2 separate regions of the Homo sapiens genome follow, and region 2 is linked to region 1. Evidence: read pairs that join two places in POLR2A ChIA-PET (ENCODE). Cell type or tissue: OCI-LY7. All regions are shown on one strand. Each heading gives the region's core, and the rest is flanking DNA. Links, peaks and the distances in the headings are about the cores only. Region 1 overlaps KLF2-DT (KLF2 divergent transcript). Region 2 overlaps EPS15L1 (epidermal growth factor receptor pathway substrate 15 like 1).

Evidence for each region. Peaks named below come from ENCODE experiments on the same cell type or tissue, not always from the same donor. Only the 100,000 strongest peaks of a DNase experiment are listed, where the experiment ranks them.
Region 2: POLR2A ChIA-PET joins it to region 1 with 9 read pairs; 9 of 35 experiments call an interaction of 5 or more read pairs at or near these places.

What each region holds. Positions count from the first base shown.
Region 1 is chr19:16,297,982-16,308,689 of GRCh38, reverse strand. The region is part of intron 1 of KLF2-DT (KLF2 divergent transcript); the gene reads left to right. Among named protein-coding and RNA genes, the nearest start is that of KLF2-DT, 21 kb to the left of the region's middle. RefSeq lists a silencer at 6,185-6,254 and an enhancer at 6,455-6,514. In OCI-LY7, for the core only: no CTCF peak of the experiment used is centred there; DNase peaks (open chromatin) are centred at 5,563, 6,189 and 6,499; H3K4me3 peaks cover 1,011 bases; H3K27ac peaks cover 3,028 bases.
Region 2 is chr19:16,370,642-16,381,349 of GRCh38, reverse strand. It overlaps EPS15L1 (epidermal growth factor receptor pathway substrate 15 like 1), which reads left to right. Exons shown (of 24, transcript NM_001258374.3): 22 at 4,096-4,228. Among named protein-coding and RNA genes, the nearest start is that of KLF2, 51 kb to the right of the region's middle. RefSeq lists enhancers at 5,105-5,606, 9,248-9,317, 9,458-9,627. In OCI-LY7, for the core only: CTCF peaks have their summits at 4,300 and 4,500; a DNase peak (open chromatin) is centred at 4,509.

The sequences.
Region 1 (10,708 bases), core at 2,462-7,461:
TGGGCTCAAGTGATCCTCCCACCTTTGCCTCCCAAAGTGCTGGGATTACAGAGGTGAGCCACCAGGCCCGGCCAAAGGTAGCCATTTTTAAATGTACAATTTGGTGGCATTTAGCGCATTCCCAGTGTTGTGCAGCCACTACCTCTGACTAGTCCCAGGACATCTTCATCCCCACAAAAGGAGACCCTGTCCCCATCAGCAGTCACTCCCCATTCCCCTTCCCCAGTCCCTGGCAACCACCCATCTGCTTCCTGGCTGTATGGAGTTGCCTATTCTGGGCATTTCACTCAGATGGAATCTCACGCTATGTGGCCTTTGTGTCTGGCTTCTCTCAGCATCGTGTTTTCGGGGTTCATCCATGCTGAAGCATGGGTCAGTGCTTCCTTTTCATGGCTGAATAATATTCCATATTGTGGATGGACCACATTGTTTCGGTCCATTTGCCTGTTGATGGACACTTGATTTGCTTCCACCTTGGGGCTATTGTGAGTGTGTGTGTGTGTGTGTGTGTGTGTGTGTGTAAGGATTTGTTTGCATTCCTCTGACACTTTTTTTTTTTTTTGATGGAGTCTTGCTCTGTTGCCCAGGCTGGAGTGCAGTGGCGTGACCTCGGCTCATTTCAACCTCCGCCTGCCAGGTTCAAGTGATTCTCCTGTCTCAGCCTCCTGAGTAGCTGGGACTACGATCCACCTGCCACCTTGGGAGTCACCTTAGCCCCCTGTCCCTCCCCTCCTTCAAGGTCCCCAGAAGAAACTCACCTGTCAGCCTTCGACTTGGGACCTCCAGGACTGTGAGAGAACACGTTTCCGTTGTTGGAAGCCACTGTGAACCCCGAAAATTTGAGACAGTTCTTAGTTAATTTAGCAAGTTTATTTTGCGGCCGGGCATGGTGGCTCATGCCTGTAATCCCAGCACTTGGAGAGGCCGAGGCGGGCGGATCACCTGAGGTCAGGAGTTCGAGACCAGCCTGACCAACATGGTGAAACCCCGTTTCTACTAAAAATACAAAAATTAGCTGGGTGCCTGTCATCCCAGCTACTCGGGAAGCTGAGGCAGAAGAATCACTTGAACCCAGGAGCCAGAGGTTGCAGTGAGCCGAGATCGTGCCACTGCACTCTAGCCTGGGTGACAGACAGAGACTCTGTCTCAAAAAAAAAAAAAAGAAAAAGTTTATTTTGCCAAGGTTGGGGATGCCCGTCCATGACACAGACTCAGGAGGTCCTGATGACATGTGTCCAAGGTGGTCGGGGCACAGCTTAGTCTTGGACATTTAGGGAGACAGGAGACATCAGTCAATATATGTAAGAACTACATTGGTTCAGTGTTGAAAGGCAGGACGACTCGAAGCAAAGGCAGGAAGACTTGAAGCCAGGAGGGAGCTTCCAGGTCACAGGTTTCTTAATAGCAACCCCAGGGAACTCGGGACGGCGGGAGGGGACAGTGGGGGCATCTGTGCAGTTCCACACCAGGGCTAGGCGTGGCGGGGGACGCGGGCGTGAGTCTGGCTCGATGCCCCTCAGGTTCCCAGGCCGGGTAAGGAGCCAGAGGAGTCCAAAACCAGCCCGGGTGGAGCAAGATTTATGCTGTGGGGGAGGTGCAATTATCGTCATCACCATCATTATTAAGAGCCATTAGCAGCTGCTGTAAAATGAGCTCATTATCCCCCCTCCACTCCGGCCTCTGTTTCCCACCTCAGTTAATGGAACCCCTGCCACCCAGGTGCCAGATCCAGAGCCGGGTGCTGACTCTGGGCCCCACCCCCAGCCCACTGGGTCCTTTCTACCGCCTAGACTAGAGTTTTGGGCTGAAACACAGGACCCCCCACTTAAATGTAAATTTCAGATAGAGGCCAGGTGCAGTGGCTCGTGCCTGGAATCCCAGCACTCTGGGAGGCCAAGGCGAGTGGATCGCTTGAGCCCAGGAGTTTGAGACCGGTCTGGGAAGCACAGCAAGACCTTATCTCAACAAAATTTTTTTTTTTTTGATACAGTCTCTGTCGCCGAGGTTGGAGTGAAGTGGTGCAATCTCGACTCACTGCAACCTCCACCTCCCGGGTTCAAGCGATTCTGCTGCCTCAGCCTCCCGAGTAGCTGGGAGTATAGGCGCCCACCACCACGCCTTGCTAATTTTTGTATTTTTAGTAGAGGCGGGGCGGGGTTTCACCATGCTGGCCGGGCTGTTCTCGAACTCCTGACCTCAGGTGATCCATCTACCTCGGCCTCCTAAAGTGTTAAAACTACAGGCGTGAGCCCTGCGCCTAGCCACAAAAAATTTTTTAAAAATTATCCGGGAGGCCGGGCATGGTGGCTCATGACTGTAATCCCAGCACTTTGGGAGGCCGAGGCAGGTGGATTGCCTGAGGTCAGGAGTTCGAAACCAGCCTGACCAACATGGTGAAACCCTATCTCTACTAAAAATATAAAAATTAGCTGGGCGTCGTGGCATCTGCCTGTAATCCCAGCTACTAGGGAGACTGAGGCAGGACAATCGTTTGAACCCGGGAGGTGGAGGTTGCGGTGAGCCAAGATCGTGCCATTGCACTGCAGCCTGGGCAACAAAAGCAAAACTCCATCTCAAAAAAAGAAAAAAAAAATTATCCGGGCATGGTGGCTCGTGCCTGTGGTCCCAGCTACTCAGCCGGATTGCTTGAGCCCAGGAGGTCAAGGCTGCAATGAGCCATGGTCACACCACTGCACTCCAGCCTAGGCAACAGAGTGAGGCCCTGTCTAAAAAATAATCATAAATAAATACATTTCAGATAGGGAAGGATTTTTTTATTTAAGTATGGGTAAGTTCCAATATTGCTGCTTATGTCTCCCTTCTTAGCTTACTTTTTTTTATTTTTTTTTTTTGAGACAGGGTCTCACTCTGTTGCCCAGGCTGTAACCTTGACCTTCCGGGCTCAAACGATCCTCCCATCGCGACCCCTCAAGTAGCTGGGACTACGGGTACATGCCATCACTCCCGGCTAATTTTTGTAATTTTTGTAGAGATGTGATTTTGCTGTGTGGCCCAGGCTGGACTCAAACTCCTGAACTCAAGGAGTCCTCTTGCCTTGGCCTCCCAAAGCATTGGGATTACAGGTGTGAGCCACTGCACCTGGCATGAGTTGTAAAATAAACGTCTTATAAGTGTTTTATTTTGGAATCAGTTTAATGGCAGGAAAGTTGCAAAGAGGCTATGCAGCACTCCCATGTCCCCTTCCACCAGCTTCCTCTGATGTTGACATCTTTCCCTACCTCAGTACATTTGGTGAAACTAAGAAATTAATGCTGGGACAATGATGCTATCAACTAAACTCCAGACATTCTATGTGGATGTCACCAATGTTCCCACAAATGTCCTCCCTCTCTTCCAGGATCCTTCACCTTATTTAGCCCCCGTTCCTCCCTGATCTCCTCTGGTCTGTGATGGTTTCTTAGTCTTTCCTTGTTTTTCATGACCTCAGCAGTGTTCAATCTCTTGTTGTTTTTTTTTTTCTTTTTTTTTTTTTTTAGACGGAGTTTCACTCTTGTTGCCCAGGCTGCAGTGCAGTGGCGCAATCTCAGCTCACTGCAACCTCCGCCTCCTGGGTTCAACCGATTCTCCCACCTCAGCCTCCCGAGTAGCTGGGATTACAGGCATCCACAACCACACTCGGCTAATTTTTGTATTTTTAGTAGAGATGGGGTTTCACCGTGTTGGCCAGGCTGGTCTCAAATTCCTGACCTCCAGTGATCTGCCCGCCTCAGCCTTGAAAAGTACTGGGATTACAGACCTGAGCCATTGTGCTTGGCCCGTTTTTTTTTTTTTTTTTTTTTTTTTTTTTTTTTAGACAGGCTCTCACTCTGTTGCTCAGGCTGAAGTGCAGTAACTTGATCGCAGCTCACTGCAGCCTCAAGCTCCTGGGCTCAAGTGATTTTTCCACCTCAGCCTCCTGAGTAGCAGGGACCATAGGTGTGTGCCATATGCTTGGGTATTTTTTTAAACTTTTTGTGCAGATGGGGTCTTGCTATGTTGTCCAGGCTGGTCTTGAATTCCTGGACTCAAGTGATCCTCCTGCCTTGGCCTCCTGAAGTGCTGGGATTACAGGTGTGAGAGACTTTGTCAGTCTTTTTTTTTTTTTTTTTCTGAGATGGAGTTTCGCTCTTCTTGCCCAGGCTGGAATGCAGTGGCACCATCTCAGCTCACTGCAACCTCTGCCTCTGCCTCTTGGGCTCAAGTGATTCTCATGCCTCAGCCTCCCGAGTAGCTGGGATTACAGGCGCCCACCCACCATACCCACCTACTTTTTTGTGTGTTTTAGTAGGGAGGGGGATTCATCTGTTGGTCAGGCTGGTCTTGAACTCCTGCCCTCAGGTGATCAACCTGCCTTAGCCTCCCAAAATTCTGGGATTATAGGCATGAGCCACCGTGCCTGGCTGACTTTGGCAGTCTTAAAGAGTGCTGGCCGGTCCCCCCCCAGGGCATCCAAGTGTACCCCAATCTGTGTTTGACATTTTCTTGTGGTTAGACAGGAATTGTGGGGTTTGGGGAAGAAGACGGGAGCATGCCCTCCTCATCACATCATATCGGGGATGCCCAGTGTCCCCATCCATACCCCCAGTCATGCCAATACTGTGCATTATGGCTGGGGAGCCAAACAAATGCTCCCCAAGCATCTTCCCTCCCCAAGTATCTTCAAGAACTGGAAGGAGTTCCAGTTCCTCAGAGCCAGACACAATAACATATCCCAGACACTGGCCACTTGGCTGGAGGCCGAATTTTAATGGGAGGAAGTGGACATAGAAGAATATTGCCAGCTGCAGAACCTAGAGCCCCTACATAGTTCTCCTATCTTCTCCCCAGTTTCCCAATGTGGACACTTTACAGCCTCAAACAAGCATGCATCTGCCTGCATGTGTTTCTCTAACTTGCCGCCTGAAGACTGTCAACTGACCTATTTTAAAATTATTTAGGCCAGGCGCGGTGGCTCACACCTGTAATACCAGCACTTTGGGAGCTCTAGGCAGGCAGATCACCTGAGGTCAGGAGTTCGAGACCAGCCTGGCCAACATGGCGAAACCCCGTCTCTACTAAAAATACAAAAATTAGCTGGGCGTGGTGGTGCGCGCCTGTAATCCCAGCTACTCAGGAGGCTGAGGCAGGAGAATCACTTGAACCAGGGAGGCGGAGGTTGCAGTGAGCCAAGACTGTGCCACTGCACTCCAGCCTGGGGGACAGAGCCAGACTGTCTCAAAAAAAAAAAAAAAAAAGGTGGTAGGGGGTAAGCCGGCATGAGATGAGAAATGGACTCTTCAGGGGCTGGTAAGCAGGATTTCCCAACTTCAGCACTTGAGGCCGGATTATCTGTGTGGCAGAGGCCATCCCGTGCATTGTAGCATCCCTGGCCTGCACCCACCAGATACTATTAGGTTGGTGCAAAAGTCATTGCCGTTCTTGCCATTATTATTATTATTATTTTTTGAGATGGAATCTTATGCCGTCGCCCAGGCTGGAGTGCAGTGCTGCAGTCTCGGCTCACTGCAACCTCCGCCTCCTGGGTTCAAGCGATTCTCCTGCCTCAGCCTCCCCAGTGGCTGGGATGACAGGTGCGCGGCATCATGCTTGGCTGATTTTCGTACTTTTTTTTTTTTTTTTTGAGATGGTGTCTCGCTCTGTTGCCCAGGCTGGAGTGCAGTGGCGTGATCTCCGCTCACTGCAAGCTCCGCCCCCTGGGTTCATGCCATTCTCCTGCCTCAGCCTCCGGAGTAGCTGGGACTATAGGCGCCCGCCACCACACCTGGCTAATTTTTTTTGTATTTTTAGTAGAGACGGGGTTTCACAGTGTTCGCCAGGATGGTCTCGATCTCCTGACCTCGTGATCGACCTGCCTCAGCTTCCCAAAGTGCTGGGATTACAGGCGTGAGCCACCGCGCCCGGCCATGATTTTTGTATTTTTAGTAGGGACAGGGTTTCACCATACTGGCCAGGCTGGTCTAGAACTCCTGACCTCAGGTGATCCACCCGCCTCGGCCTCCCAAAGTGCTGGGTTACAGGCGTGAGCTACCGCGCCTGGCCCTTGCCATTACTTTTTTTTTAATGGCAAAACCCACAATTAATAGCATTCCCCCGACGCGCCTCCCCGAGTCGTGAGGACCAAAAATGTCTCTAGACGTTGCCAAGCTTTCTCAGGTGTGAACCTGTGTCTAACCATAAGAGGCCAGGCTGCACTTCAGAGCTGTGATTTGCATTTCTAGGAAACCCTGGGGGCTGTACTGGGTGTTCGACACCCTCCCCGACCCCAGCCCTGGGATGGAAACCTCTCTCCGTGTCACTGGTTCTGCATGGGGTATGTTGGACATTTGCAATTTGATAAGTAAAGTCCCAGCTCCCCTGACCCAGAGAAGTCTGTCCCTGAGTGATCTGCGCTGCATACCCAAAATAATGACTGATGACCCACAGAAGGCCTGGCACATGCGGTGTTCAGAACAAGAGAAAAGACAGGAACAGTGGGCAAATGCAGCCTGACTCATGCCGGCCGGCCGTGCAAGGAGTGCCAAGGCCTGACTCACAGCCCACGATGTCACACTTGCACCTGTGTCCCAGCAAGGGCGCCCCGTAAGAAAATATTGGCTAAACCCCTAGCAATCAAGCGGGGACGGCCCCGTGCCTGCACAAGCCTGTGGCGAGAAGGGGCATGGGGCCCACGACAGCCTTGTACACTTGGTGAACCCTGGGCTGTTTGCAGGAGGAAGGCTGACTCAGCCGAGGAGTGTGGAGACCCCCGGAGACCCCTGGGGAAGGGGAGTTTCAGAGGCTTCCCATTGTTGTTGTTTTTTTTTTTTTTTTTTTTTTTGAGGCAGAGTCTTCTTGGTCTGTCGCCCAGGCTGGAGTATAGTGGCACCATCTCGGCTTACTGCAACCTCTGCCTCCCGGGTTCAAGGGATTCTCTTGTCTCAGCCTCCTGAGTAGCTGGGATTACAGCATAGGCCACCATGCCTGGCTAATTTTTATATTTTTAGTAGAGATGGAGTTTCACCATGTTGGCCAGGTTGGTCTCGAACTCCTGACTTCAGGTGATCCACCCGCCTCGGCCTCCCAAAGTGCTGGGCTTAGAGGTGTTGTGAGCCACTGAGCCTGGCTTTATTTTTTTATTTTTTGAGATGGAGTTTCATTCTTGTTGCCCAGGCTGGAGTGCAGTGGTGCGATCTCGGCTCACTGCAACCTCCGCCTCCTGGGTTCAAGCGATTCTCCTGCCTCAGCCTCCCGAGTAGCTGGGAGTGCCTGCCACCACATCCAGCTAATTTTTTTGTATTTTTAGTGGAGACAGGGTTTCACTATGTTGGCCAGGCTGATTTCTAACTCCTGACCTCAGGCGATCCGCTCGCCTCAGCCTCGCAAAGTGCTGGGATTACAGGCGTGAGCGGCCGTGCTCAGCCGTTTTTTTTGTTGTTGTTGTTGTTTTTTTTTTTTAAGACGGAGTCTCCTCTCTCTCTGTTGCCCAGGCTGAAGGGCAATGGCGTGATCTGGTTCAATGCAACGTCGGCCTCCTAGGCTCAAGCGATCCTCCCACCTCAGCCTCCCGAGTAGTTGGGAATACATTTGTGCACCACCACACCTGGCCAATTTTATTGGTATTTTTTGTAGAGATGGGGTTTTGGGATTACAGGCTAAAGCCCAGGAGTTTGAGACTAGTTGTCCAAATAACTAGTACCCAGCCTGTATGCATTGATTTTTGTTTTAAACAACAACAAAAAAATTAAGGTGAGCTGGGCTCAGTGGCTCGCGCCTGTTATCCCAGTATTTTGGGAGAGGGAGGCAGGGGAATCACTTGAAGACCAGGAGTTTGGGACCAGCCTGGGCAACATAGAGTGCCCTCTGCCCACCCCACCAAAAAATAAAAATAAATTAGCTAGGTGTGGTTGCTCACGCCTGTAGTCCCAGCTACTTGGGGGGCTGAGGCGGGAGATCCAGGCTGCAGTGAGCTGTGATGCCACTGTGTACACCCCCTGTGATGGCACGTGTAATATACAAAGGGGGACAGGATGATCACACCTCCAATGTCACTGGGGTGTGTACACGCCCCTGTAATAATATACAGGGTGGGACAGGATGATAGTATCCCCAATATCGCAGGGGGCGTGTACACCCCCTGTAATACCAGTCATAATATACAGGGCATGACAGGATGATAGTACCCCCAATATCGCAGGGGGCGTGTACACCCCCTGTAATAGCAGTCATAATATACAGGGCGTGACAGGATGATGGTACCCCCAATATCGCAGAGGGCGTGTACACCCCCCTGTAATACCAGTCATAATATACAGGGGGGACAGGATGATAGTATCCCCAATATCGCGGGGGGCGTGTACACCCCCCTGTAATACCAGTCATAATATAGATGGGGGGACAGGATGATAGTACTTCCAATATCGCAGGGGGCGTGTACACCCCCCTGTAATACCAGTCATACGGGGGGGACAGGATGATAGTACCCCCAATATCGCAGGGGGCGTGTACACCCCCCATAATACCAGTCATAATATACAGGGGGGGACAGGATGATAGTACCCCCAATATCGCAGGGGGCATGTACACCCCTCTGTGATACTGGTCATAATATCCAGGGGAGGACAGGATGATAGTATTCCCAATATTGTAGGGGGTGTGTACACCCTCAAGTGATATTGTGCGTCATATCAAAGGGGGGACAGAATGATGGTACCCCCAATGTTACAGGGAGTGTGTACACCCCCCTGTGATATCACACATAATATTAATAATTAGCAACCACACCTAGCTAATTTATTTTTATTTTTTGGTGGGGAGGGCAGAGGGCACTCCATGTTGCCCTGGTTGGTCCTGAACTCCTGGACTTCAAGTGATTCCCTTGCCTCCACCTCTCAAAATACTGGGATTACAGGTGTGAGCCACTGAGCCCAGGAAGTGACAAGATGATAGTACCCTCAATATCGCAGGGGGTGTGTAGGGTGTGTACACTTCCCCGTGATACCGTGTGTAATATTGAGGGGGGACTGGATATTATGAACAATATCACAGGGGGGTGGACACTCCCCACGATATTGGGAGTAATGTCATTCTTCTCTCCCCCCCTGGAGACTACGAACCATATCACAGGGTGTCCTGTACGGTACAGTGCCACTGTGCTCCAGCCCAGGCAACATAGTGAGACCCTGTCTCTAAAACAAAACAAAGACAACCCCCTGAATGGTAAAATAACATACATAACATTTATTAAAATTCATCTTAACCATTTTTTTTTTTTTTTGAGTCAGAGTCTCACTCTGTCGCCCAGGCTGGAGTGCAATGGAGTGATCTCGGCTCACTGTAACCTCCACCTCTTGGGTTCAAGTGATTCTCATCCCTCAGCCTCCCGAGTAGCTGGGATTACAGGTGTGCACCACCATGCCTGGCTAATTTTTGTATTTTTTTGTAGAGACGGGGTTTTGCCATGTTGCCCAGGCTGGTCTCAAACTCCTGGCCTCAAGCAATCCACACCCCTACTTGGCCTCCCAAAGTGTTGGGATTACAGGCGTGAGCACCTGGCCTCATCTTAACTCTTTTTAAGTGTACAATTCAGTGGCATTAAGTTTATTCATGATGTTGTGTAACGATTGCCACTTTTTATTTTTTGAGACAGGATCTCACTCTGTCACCCAGGCTGGAGTGCAGTGGTGCAATCTTGGCTCACTGCAGCCTCGACCCTCCCAGGCTCCAGTGATCCTCCCACCTCAGCCTCTTGAGTAGCAGGGACTACAAGCATGTACCACCACCTGCCTAATTTTTAAATTTCTTGTAGAGATGGGGTTTCACCATGCTGCCCAGGCTGGTCTTGAACTCGTGGGCTCAAGCGATCTGCCCCTCTCAGCCTCCCAAAGCGCTGAGATTCCAGGCATGAGCCACCGTGCCTGGCCACCATTGTCACTTTCTATTTCCAGAACTTCTTTATCATCCCAAACTGAAACTCTGTCCCTATTAGACCCAAACTCCCCATTCCTTCTCCTCTAGCCCCTCGTACCCACCATTCTACTTCCTGTCTCTATAAGTGTGACCACTCTAGAGACCTCCTATAAGTGAAATCAGACAGTAGTTGTCTTTTTGTGATGGGCTCATTTCACTTAGCATAATGTCCTCAAGCTTCAACCACAGTGTAGCATGAATCAGAATTTTATTCCTTTTTCCTGGCTGAATAATATTCCACTCTATGGCTACACTATATTTTGTGTATCCATTCATCTGTTGGTGGACGCTTTGGTTGTTTTCACTTGCCATCACGGTTTTTTTTTTTAAATTAAAAATTTTAAGGACTGGGCATGGTGGCTCACACCTGTAATCCCAGAACTTTGGAAGGCCAAGGTGGGCAGATCACCTGAGATCGGGAGTTTGAGACCAGCCTGCCCAACATGGAGAAACCCCGTCTCTACTAAAAATACAAAATTAGCTGGGCATGGTGGTGCATGCCTGTAATCCCAGCTACTTGGGAGGCTGAGGCAGGTGAATTGCTTGAACCTGGGAGATGGAGGTTGCAGTGAGCCAAGACTGCACACGCCATTGCACTCTAGTCTGGGCAACACGAATGAAACTCCGTCTCAAAAAAAAATTAAATTGTGGTTAAATATACATAACATAAAATTTGCCATTAGACTCAGGAGCAAAATTGATGGTTGAAAAAAAAATTACCATTAGATCCTCTTTCAAAGCACTCTCCTGATTAGGTCAGGCC
Region 2 (10,708 bases), core at 2,292-7,291, 73 kb before region 1:
TGGTGGCCCCAGCCTGGGAGGCAGACGATGTGGCAGCCCTGGATCCGCCGTGGACCTGCTGTGTGATGTGGGCAGGCTGCGCCTCCTTTGTGTGCCTCAGTTTCCTTGTGTGTAAGGCAGAGGTGCTGACAGTGGGACCCCCTGCCAGGTCACTGGGCCTATTATTAGGTGAGAAGATCAGCACAGAGCGAGTGTCTCCTGCCTGGGCAGCTTCAGAGGGCGGCGTGAAGCCCAGGGAAGGGATCTGGTGGGGTCATCTGTGCAGGAGCCTTTGGGGCCCCTTCCCCTCCCTGGGGGCACCTGCCACTGCCCTTATCGGGGGGACCTGGAATGGGTAGGCTGCCTCTTAGAGGGGCCACCTCCCTGTTCTGTCTCTGATGTGGCTCTGACTGGGCCGAGCAACCTCGACTCTAGGACTACACAAGGTCCGAGGCAGCCATATCTCTGTGACGGGACGCAAATAGCCCAGATCGATGCATCTCTGTAACTAGATGCTAGAGGCCTAGATGACTGCATCTCTATAACTAGCTGCCAGAGACACAGGTGGCCACGTCTCTGACTAGACTCCAGAGGCCTAAACGGCCATGTCTGTGCAACTAAATTGTAGAGACCTAGAGAGTCGCATCTGTGTGACTAGATGCCAGAGCCTCAGACGACCGCATCGGTGTGACTGGAAGCTAGAGCCTCAAATAGCTGTGTCAGTGTGACTGGATGTGTCAGTGTGACTGTGTCAGTGTGACTAGAGCCTTAGATGGCTGCGTCTGTGTGACTAGACCCTGGAGCCTTAGATGGCCACGTCGGTGTGACTGGACGCTAGAGCCTTAGATGGCTGCGTGTGTGTGAGTAGACCCTGGAACCTTAGAGGGCCATGTCTGTGTGACTAGACACTAGAGCCTTAGACGGCTGCATTGGTATGAGTAAACGCTAGAAGCCTAGACGGCTGCATCTGCATGACTGGACACTAAAATCTTAGACGGCTGTGTCTGTGTGACTAGACGCTAGAGCCTTAAATGACCACGTCTGTGTGATTAGACGCCAGAGCCTTAGGTGGCCGTGTCTGTGTGGCTAGATGCTGGAGCCTTAGATGGCTGCATTGCTGTAACTAGACACTGGAGCCTTAGATGGCCGCTTTGGTGTGACTAGATGCTGGAGCCTTACACGGCCACGTCTGTGTGACTAGATGCTGGAGCCTTAGATGGCTGCGTCTGTGCGACTAGATGCCGGAGCCTTAGACGGCCGCATCTGTGTAACCAGATGCCAGAGCCTTTGGCAGCCGCATCTGTGTGACTAGACACTGGAGCTTTAGCTGGCTGCATCAGTGTGACTAGATGCTGGAGCTTTAGACAGCTGCATTGGTGTGACTGGAAGCTAGAGCCTCAGACAGCCGCGTCTATGTGACTAGACACTGGAGTCTTAGATGGCCGTGTCTGTGTGACTAGGTGCTGGAGCCTTAGATGGCTGCATTGGTGTGGCTAGTCTACAGTCTTAGACAGCCACTTTTGTGTGACTAGATGCTGGAGCCTCAGATGGCCACATCTGTGTGACTAGATACTGGAGCCTTAGACCTCTGCACTGGTGTGACTGGACACTGTAGCCTTAGACGGCCACGTCTGTGTGACTAGACGCTGGAGCCTTAGATGGTTGCATTGGTGTGACTAAACGCTGGAGCCTTAGATGGCCTTGTCTGTGTGACTAGACACTGAAGGCCTAGATGGCCGTGTCAGTGTGACTAGACGCTGGAGCCTTAGTCAGCTGCATCGGTGTGACTAGATGCTGGAGGCAGAGGCAGCCATACCTCTAAGACTGTCTGCTGGACGTGGTGGTAGACCTTTTCCCCCACATCTGCAATCTGTTGCATTCAGATTCTCGAGGGAAACCCTGGGAGTGTGCCTTTGTACTCTTGACCTGTTCTCTGTCTCTAGGCCTTCCCTGCTGGGGAGAAAGTTAAAGACCCCCGGCCCCTCCCTCCACCTCTGCCCCACTCTGATCTTTCTCTTCTATGCTCTTGGAGGAACACATGATCTTTTTTAATTTTTTTTATTTTTTGAGATGGAGTCTCGCTCTGTTGCCCAGGAGTGCTGCTGTGGCGGGATCTCAGCTCACTGCAAGCTCCGCCTCCCAGGTTCACGCCATTCTCCTGCCTCAGCCTCCCGAGTAGTTGGGACTACAGGCGCCCGCCACCACGACCGGCTAATTTTTTGTATTTTTAGTAGAGATGGGGTTTTTCACCGTATTAGCTGGGCTGGTCTTGATCTCCTAACCTCGTGATCTGCCCGCCTCGGCCTCCCAAAGTGCTGGGATTACAGGCGTGAGCCAGTGCGCCCGGCCAGGAACACATGATCATTTTTACCCCTATTTCTGCCCATTCCTTTTGTTTCCTGTCGCAGTGTTATCTCTTTGTCCTATAATTTCCTAGTTATTTTGCATTTTTGTAACAATGTGTTTCCTCTGTTAGTAAAAATGTAGTTATTTTCTATTTTATTACAGACTTAATTATTTTCTGTTTTAGTAAGAGTGGTTACTCATCCTTCTTCTGCCCATAGAAAGTGATTTTCTCCCTCCTGGGACACCCCAGCCCCTTCCCTCAGACGCCTGAGATATGCTGGCCCTTCTGTGGCTGATGGAGACCCTGGCTCCCCTGTGCCTCACCGGCGCTCCAAGTGAGGGACAAGCATCCCCCCAGGTGGCGGCGCTTAGTATCTGCTCATCACAGGCCTGGAGGCAGCAGGTGCCGGGGAGAGGACTGTGCTTGCCCTCCAGGTGGGAGAGGCCTGGAAGCGTGTCTCTGTGGCTCAGTGAGCAGTGCAGGCGTGGGTGGCAGGAAGCAGCCCCAGGGAGAGCCCTGGGAGAGCTCTGGGGGACGGCAGTGGGGTCCAGCCAGGCTCTGAGCAAGGAGAGGGGTTCCTGGTGGACGAGGTGGGCCGAGTTCCCCAGCAGGAGACCTGAGTGTTGCAGGACTTGGAAACAGGAGGCTGAGTCAGCGGCTGGGGGGTCAGTGGGTTCTGGGGACTAAGGAGGCATTGTGAGGGGAGGGGTGACTTCAGAGGTGAGCCTGAAAAATCAGGCAGCTGGGGCAGCGATGAAGTCCCTGCATGCCTTAATGAGAGCTTGGAGCTTCCCTATAGGAAGTGCCTACCTACCTACCTACCTGCAAGACGTCGCCACATATCTGCCTCCCTGTCTACCACCCACCCGCCTCCCTGTCTCTACCTGCCCATCCATCCATCCATCCACCCACCCGCCATTCATTCGTCCATTAATCCACATATATGTCTATCCATTCATCCAACTACCATTCCATCCATCTGCCCACCCACCATCCATTCATCTATCCAATTGTTATAACTATCTCTGACTGTCTCTCTCTTTAAGCTGGAGGATATGGTCCGATTTGGGTTTGAGACAGCAGGTGTGGGGTGGAGGATGTGGATGGGTGTGATGGAGGCTGACCGAGGGTCCGGGCCAGAGGTGGTCAGAGCCCAGTGGAGGTGGCGTGGGCATGCTGACCAGTGCGGGTGGCCGGGCATGTGAGGATGCACTTCCACCTGAGGTGCTGCATGTGCAGCCCAGAGGCATGGAGGAAGAAAGTCTGGTGCCAGCTGACCCAGCACCTGGAGCTGTCCATCACTAACTGAAGGCAGTGACCACACCGGCCAGCTCAGTGGGGAGGCGGCACACCAGGGCATGTGCCAAGCACCACAGCCAGCATACAGGTGAGGGTGGGGCGTGTCTCTGAAGTGTAAGCAGGAGGCCCAAGGGACCCTATGTGCCAAGTCCTGGAGTCAGGAAAGACCCAGTGTGCCTCGTGTGACTGGGGATGCCCTTGGTGCTAGAAGCCCGTGGAGGTATGGGACTGCTCTCTGCCACCCTATGTTGGGCAGCTCATCACCCACAGGCCAGAGGGCCCCTGCTGTTGAGGGTGGAGGAAAGCATGGGGCTTGAAAGAGACCCCACGTCCAAGCAGGGCCATGTTGTGCAGTCCAGAGGGTAGGAGGCCTTGCCAGGGCCCTTGGAGCATGAGCGTCTGTTCAGTGGACATCCGTCACCTTTGTTTTAACAACTATTTTTGCCTCTCTTTCATGTCCTCTCTTACAGCCCCCACCTTCTGGCCCTTTCACCTCCTCCTTGGGAGGGGCAGGATTCTCAGATGACCCCTTTAAAAGTAAACAGGACACTCCTGCTCTGCCTCCGAAGAAACCTGCTCCTCCACGGCCTAAACCGCCCAGCGGTCAGTAAGCTTTCTTCTCTCGCAGCCACCGCCTACCGGTGCCGGATGGCGGGGGACCAGGGCCTCCCTGCTCACCAGCCCAGAGTAGCAGCAGATGCCGTGGGACCCTGTGTGGGGAGCAAGAGGGTCCCCCCGGCCCAGCTGCCCAGGTCCACGCAAGTGCCGTATGTGCGTGGTGTGTGCCTCCTGCCTGCCCGCCCTCGCCCCGTCCTGTGGGCCCCTGGGCTTCTGGCTCTGTATTGGAGTGCACAAAGCCTTGGCCTTAGAGCTCCCCTTGTGGCTGGGGGCGCTTCGTGCGGCCTCCGCCTGAGCATGTCAGTGCCACCCCGACGCCCTGGCTATACTTCAGGAGCCACTCATGGCCGGCAGCCCTGTGGCCACTCTGGCCCCTTCTCTTCCGTCCTTCTCCCTGTCCGTGCTCAGGGAGGGCCTGTTGGGGGTGAGGGTGGCAGGAGTCGCTGCTTGGTCCAGTCCCTTCCCAGCTGCTTCAGGACTGAGAGTGGAGGGAGCGGGAGATTGTCCTTGGTGGCATCTGATGTGAGGAGGCAGGATGGCTCGGGGCTCCCCTCTGCCCCAGCTTGCCCAGGCATCTCAACGCACAGCTCTGAGGAGGGGACTTCCTACAGGCCCTGCCCCTCTTCCCCATGGCCAGTGCTGCCAATGTCTCCTAGCCTTGGCCCTCGAGGGTCCCCTGAGGATTCTGAAGCCCTTTAACTCACACGTGGGATTTCTCTCGTATGACAGAGTTAGGCCGGCGGCCAGTTGGCCAGACTCTCAAACAGAAAGCTATTGCTTCAAGTGGCAGAAGGAGTCACTGCAGCTCCCTGATCCATTTATCTACCCGGTCATTGCCTGTTCCATCTGTGCCCCGGTCTGGGACGCCTCCTATTCTCTAACCTCCAGGCAGACTGTTCCCCACACTGTCCCTGAATTGTGGGCAGCCACAGGAGACCCACGCACTCCCAGGATCATGCCTTCTGTTACCTGTCTTCCCTAGATAGGGCATGCCCCCGAGCCCTTTCCATCAGCTCCAGCGAGGGAAGTGGTGCTCACCCTCCTGCCTACACGTGCCCCTCCCCTGGAATCTGCCACTGGCCTCACTTTGCAGCCCCTGTGTCATCGCAGGTCCTGGAATGGACCTAGCAGGCTCCGCATGCCCCCAGCTCACTAGTTACGAGTGACCCTCGGTCCTGCACCTCGGCCACCTGTCAGTAGAGGTGAACATAGGGGAAGTTATTTTTAGAACACCGCCTCTCTCCTCCTGTCCCCTGGGCTGGCCATGGCCTTCTCTCAGGAGGATGGGGACCCAGCCCGCAGTGCCCAGGTTGGCTTTCTTGTGGATGAGTCAGGAGAAAAAGTATGACCAAGTATGGGCTGTGTGGATTTAGAGCAGATTTTCTGTGAACTGTTGAGCAGATACAGATGCGTAAAGAGATCATTTCTGTAAGCCACACATCAAAGACATTTACCATCAGGAGGAAAAACAAAACAACAAAGGGACTCCCTTCCATCTGCAAGAGGCCACCTGTGCCTTACACAGAGGCAGTGGCTCTTCAGGGATCCTTGTTGGCTTCCTGATGGAACGGCAGTGGGCCTCTTCACTCTGCCTAAAAGATGGGAGCAGAAGCACACACACACACACACACACACACACATATATGCATAATCACAATGCATGCACACAGCTGGCACACATGCATGTGCACATTCCCACGTGCGGCCATGTATTTTTATGCATGTATGTGCACGTACACGTGTATGCTCTTGCATGCACATGTGTACCCTGTGTACACACATCCTCCACGCCTGCAGACACATGCATGCATGCACCTGTTTGCACATGAACACACATGCATACAGGTGAGCATGCATTCACATACATACTGCATCACATGAGTATTCTCGCATGTGCCTGCATGTACGCATATGCAGGCACACACGCACTCTCCCATGCACCCCTCCGTGCACACTCTCCATGCTTATATGCATCTGTGGACATGTGTGCATATTCTCTTGTCAGTACACACATGCATGCATAGAGATGAGCAGCATGCACTCACATACTGCATTGTGCATGCCTGCACACACACATGCTCTCATAGATAACAGCTGGGCATGCACACCCTCCATGCTTATATATGTGCATGCATTCATTGAGACATGCACATATTCACATGTGAACATATACATGAATACAGGTGAGCATTACACAGATATTGCATAATGCATGCATGCAAACGTGCACACACATATGCGTGCGTGTGTGCTCATACACACCCGGGCATGCACACTCTGTGCTTACATACGTGTACACACATTTACACACATGTGCACGTATTCTCATATGGGTGCACACACTTGCCGAGCAGTGCCGTATTTGCTGGGCCCTGAGGAGGAGCCATCCCACTCAACAGCTCACAGGTGCAAAGCTTCATTTTCAGTGTTTCATGGAAACCGCCACCCCCGCCTCCCCACGTACCTAAACCCGGCGCTGGGTCTGCTTTTGAACTTTCCCTCAGTTATCACCTCCCATCGTGTCTCCCTCTGCAAGCCTACCCACCCCACCTTGGCTTCTGCTGTTAGTGTACTGTGGGCTTCGAAAGCAGAAAAGAATGCTTGTTAAAAGTAGAACGTTTGATAACGGGAGTTTGGGTGACTTCCTTGGGCCTGGCTTCAGGGTTCAGGCTTTTTAGGGAGCTGTTGCACAATTTGAGACCCAGGGGGTCCTGGGCTCCTTTACTCGTGGCACAGGCCACTGCATCTTTGTTCTGCTGTGGTTGATGGTTGCTGTGCCACTCGGTGCTCTGCAGAAATATATTAACATTGATGGGCCCTTAGGAAGTGCTTGAACAGTTCTTATCTCACTAGGTCCCAGCAAGACCCGTGAGGGAGACAGGCCAGGCCATGCCCATTTCCTGGAAGAGGAAAGGCGGGGAGGGAGGTCATGGGGGCTCCCCAAGGTCACACAGCAAGGTGGCAGCAGGGCCAGGTCTACACCCAGTGACCTGCCTCCTGCCCCAAGACAGGAGTAACGAGAACCAAGCCATGAGCTTCAGAACATTCTCTAAAACAGCCAATGCACGCGCAGCATTTTAAGTCCGGAGCAACTGCAGATCTGTGTGGAGGCCTAAATATTTCTCATTTGATTCTTTTACCCAGAAGCAATGGCTGAACAGAAAAATTCTGCATTGTACTCGCTGCTGGGTGGTAGGTACAGACCGTGTGGTGGTTGCCGTTTGAGCTTGCAGCATTATTTGTGCTGTGATTCCGTACTAACCTCTAACAGTCCAAACACTGAGTTGACCCAGTGGTTGACCTTTGGTGAGTCACATGTTGGGGAGAAGTGTTTGGCTCTTTGGGGAATTGCAAAGGAAGATGCTTGCCCTACCCTTGCTCTCTGGTCAAGGGAATCAGAGCCGGGCTCTGTACAATTCCCTTCCCGGTTCCTGGCCACACGGCACAGACCCACGTGCAGCCCAGGAGGCCTCTGGTTATGGGCAAGAGCGGTCAGCAGATGAGTGTCGGGTGAAGTCGTGCTCAGAAAGTTCGCCAGGAAGACACAAGGCAGATCTCTTGTTTTCTTGGCTTCTTTAAGACAGAAGATAGTGAAGCTAATCTGTGAATTTTTTTTTTTTTTTTTAAGCATAAAGTCCAACGTTTTCAAACTGCTGGACTTTATGTTTTCTTAAAACAAACAAACAAACCAAAAAAAGCCTTTCTGCCTTTCTTGCTACCCCAGGCTTTTTCTGCTCAGGGAGACCACACGGCCAGCACACAGTGACGGCCGCCTTCCCCTGGCCACCCCAGGGCTTCCCAGATGCTGGGGCTTTGCGCGAGATGCGTGGGTCCCAGCGTGGCTGAGTGAGGAGGAAGGTGAAATGCGACCCCCTGTGAGCCTGGCGGTCGAGCCTTGAGCTGGTGGAGATAGACAGACTGACAAAAAGTCTGAAGGACCCATAGGCTGTCCAGTGGGCAGTCTTAAACATGCACACAGCGTTGACACCTGCACTCATGGAAATCACAATGAAGGAACAAGCTTTTCTGTCATCTCTCCGCCTGGCACATGGAACATGTCTGATGTCCCATGCTCCCATCCAGGGTTTGTCCATCCCAGGGCACCCAGAGGTTTCTAGAACCCTGCTAGGCCTCTGTGCCAGGAAATGGCTGATGTGTGAGGCCAGGACAGGAGAACTGAGGCCGCTTCCTTCTGTCCTCTGGGCAGCCAATTCTGCTAGAATCCAGGGGACTGCTTGATCAGGCTGGTTTCTGGACATTGGAGGAAAGGGAGGCCCCGGGTGGGTCACTTAACCTCCCTGAGCCTCAGTTTTCCTGCCTGACCATGGGACCCACTCAGGCCTAGCAGGTGGGTGTGTGGGTGAAGCGCCTTGCACGGTGACGTGCTGTATGTGGTCTGTAGCCCCCATCCCCACCCTGCGGCACAGGGACCGGGACGCAGGCTTCTGCCATATGGGCACCTTTTCCAGGAAAGACAGGCTGGGCAGCTGAGGTGGCTGCACACATTCTGGGAGTCATTAATTGGGCCCTTTTCTCCCTGTGAGGTCACAGTTTAGTGGAAATCTTTTCCGTTAAAAAAAGCGTGCAGGGAGTTGAACTTCAAAGAGGGCTCCAGCGTCCTCTGTGGGTCATCGCTCATACAGGACCAAATGTGAGTTTGGGTCTGAGTCACGTGTGGCTTTGGTGCCATCTCTTGTGTTCTAGAGGCTGCAGTTTTCAAATTCCGTGGGAGCTGCTTGTCTTATTTTGTTTAAAGGTCAATTGAGGTGAAATTGACATTTGGTGTGGCTGGCATGCAGTGTGGGTGCACGGGCAGACAGGTGTTGACCTGGACAGTCACAGGTGGACCCCTCCACCTGGGAACCTGCAGAGGTTCCTCGAGGGAGAGTTCCGGTCACAGCGTACAGCTGAGTAGCCCACAGTTGGCCATCTGCCCTCAAGGCCACATACTCAGTTCTGTCTCCATCTAAGCCAGAAAGTGCACTCTGGGGACCACCAAGGGCCATCTCCTGGGGCATGCATGGAGCTTTGGTGTGGGCACTAAGTTCTTCTTGCCTGGAGGTCTTTTCAAGAAAGGTGTATCAAGGTATTAAATAACCAGCAGGTGTCTGTTTTGGGCAGAAGAAACTGGTTTCTTTCAGGCAGATGCAGCACAGACCCGGCAGGCTGCCGAAACCTGTCAGTTAGAGTTAGGTTAAAGTTAGCCGTGGCACACACCTCCCCCAGGTAAACAATGGTATATTTTCTGCAACGGACCGGAGATCAAGATCAGTCAGAGCTCACCGCTGAAGAGTTTCTAGGTAAAAGTTGTTGATTTGCAAAGAGAGAAACAGATTTTTTTTTTAAGTGCAGGAAACGGCTGTGTGGGTGTCAGTGATTGGGCCTCAGCCCTGCTGCGATAGTGGGATCCTGCGACCGGCCCCACCCTTGCCACTTCCTGCCAGCGCGGCCCTGCGTTGCGGTTCCTGCCTGCAGCGCCCGGTGACACCAGCCAGCGCAGTTCTACCGCTAACCAGCCAGTCACCTTTAACCTCTCCCCAATTTAATGATTATTTTATTACTGCTAATGACCTTTTCACCTCCTAAACAAAGCCGCATAGGTGATGGTGATGAGCATGTCTTTTCGCCCCCTCCCCACAGTTGCACTAACGAACAGCTTTTACCTAAGTTTAACCAGCGGCTGTCCTGTTTGATTTGAGCAGCTCTCTCAACAAAAGAAGAAGACAAAAGTCATTCTTCCCCTTGCAAACAAGCCCCTCCCGTACCTGTGTGTGGCATCCACCCAGGGTGGCCGTGAGTTCTTGACCTCCCTGCCGGGGGTGCCACACAGGATGCAGCCACCGAGGAAGCCCTGAGGTCCTAAGTGCTGCCAGCTCTCCCACTTCTCTGAAATGCCAGGCCAACATCGAAACCAGGGCTCAGTGACCTCTCCCCATCATGTGCCCATGTGGGTCCCAAAACCTTTTGTTGATTGCACAAGATCCACTTTAAAAATGGCATCTCCATTTGAACCCTGCGGTTAGCACCTCAGCCTTGAACTTAACTACTTCAATTTCGTTCCCACGATGATCTCAGAGAGATAATCCGGTGGGTACATGTGAAATTCTACAATGGGACAAGTGGTTCCACCATCTCAAGGGGCCTGGAAAATTCTGGCACTTGCCTGCCAGCCAGGATGGGGAGGGGGTCCCAAGGAGCCTAAAACGGCCAACCAGGTGGAGTCCCTCTTTCCTGCCCACGCCCCCCATCCCCCAGCACTGCTGTGTTCAAGGAAGCTTCAGAGCTTCCGTCTGAGCCCTCTGGAAGGTCTGTCTTAGGGCTGGGTGGGACCTGCTGACGGTGCCAAGGAACGGTCCCACTCTGAGAGGGAGGAATGTCAGCCTTGTATGTTTAAACTGACTGCAGGCAGATTGCCGTTTGGAGCACTTTCTGTTCTGTAAAGACCACTGAGTTTGAAAATAGAAG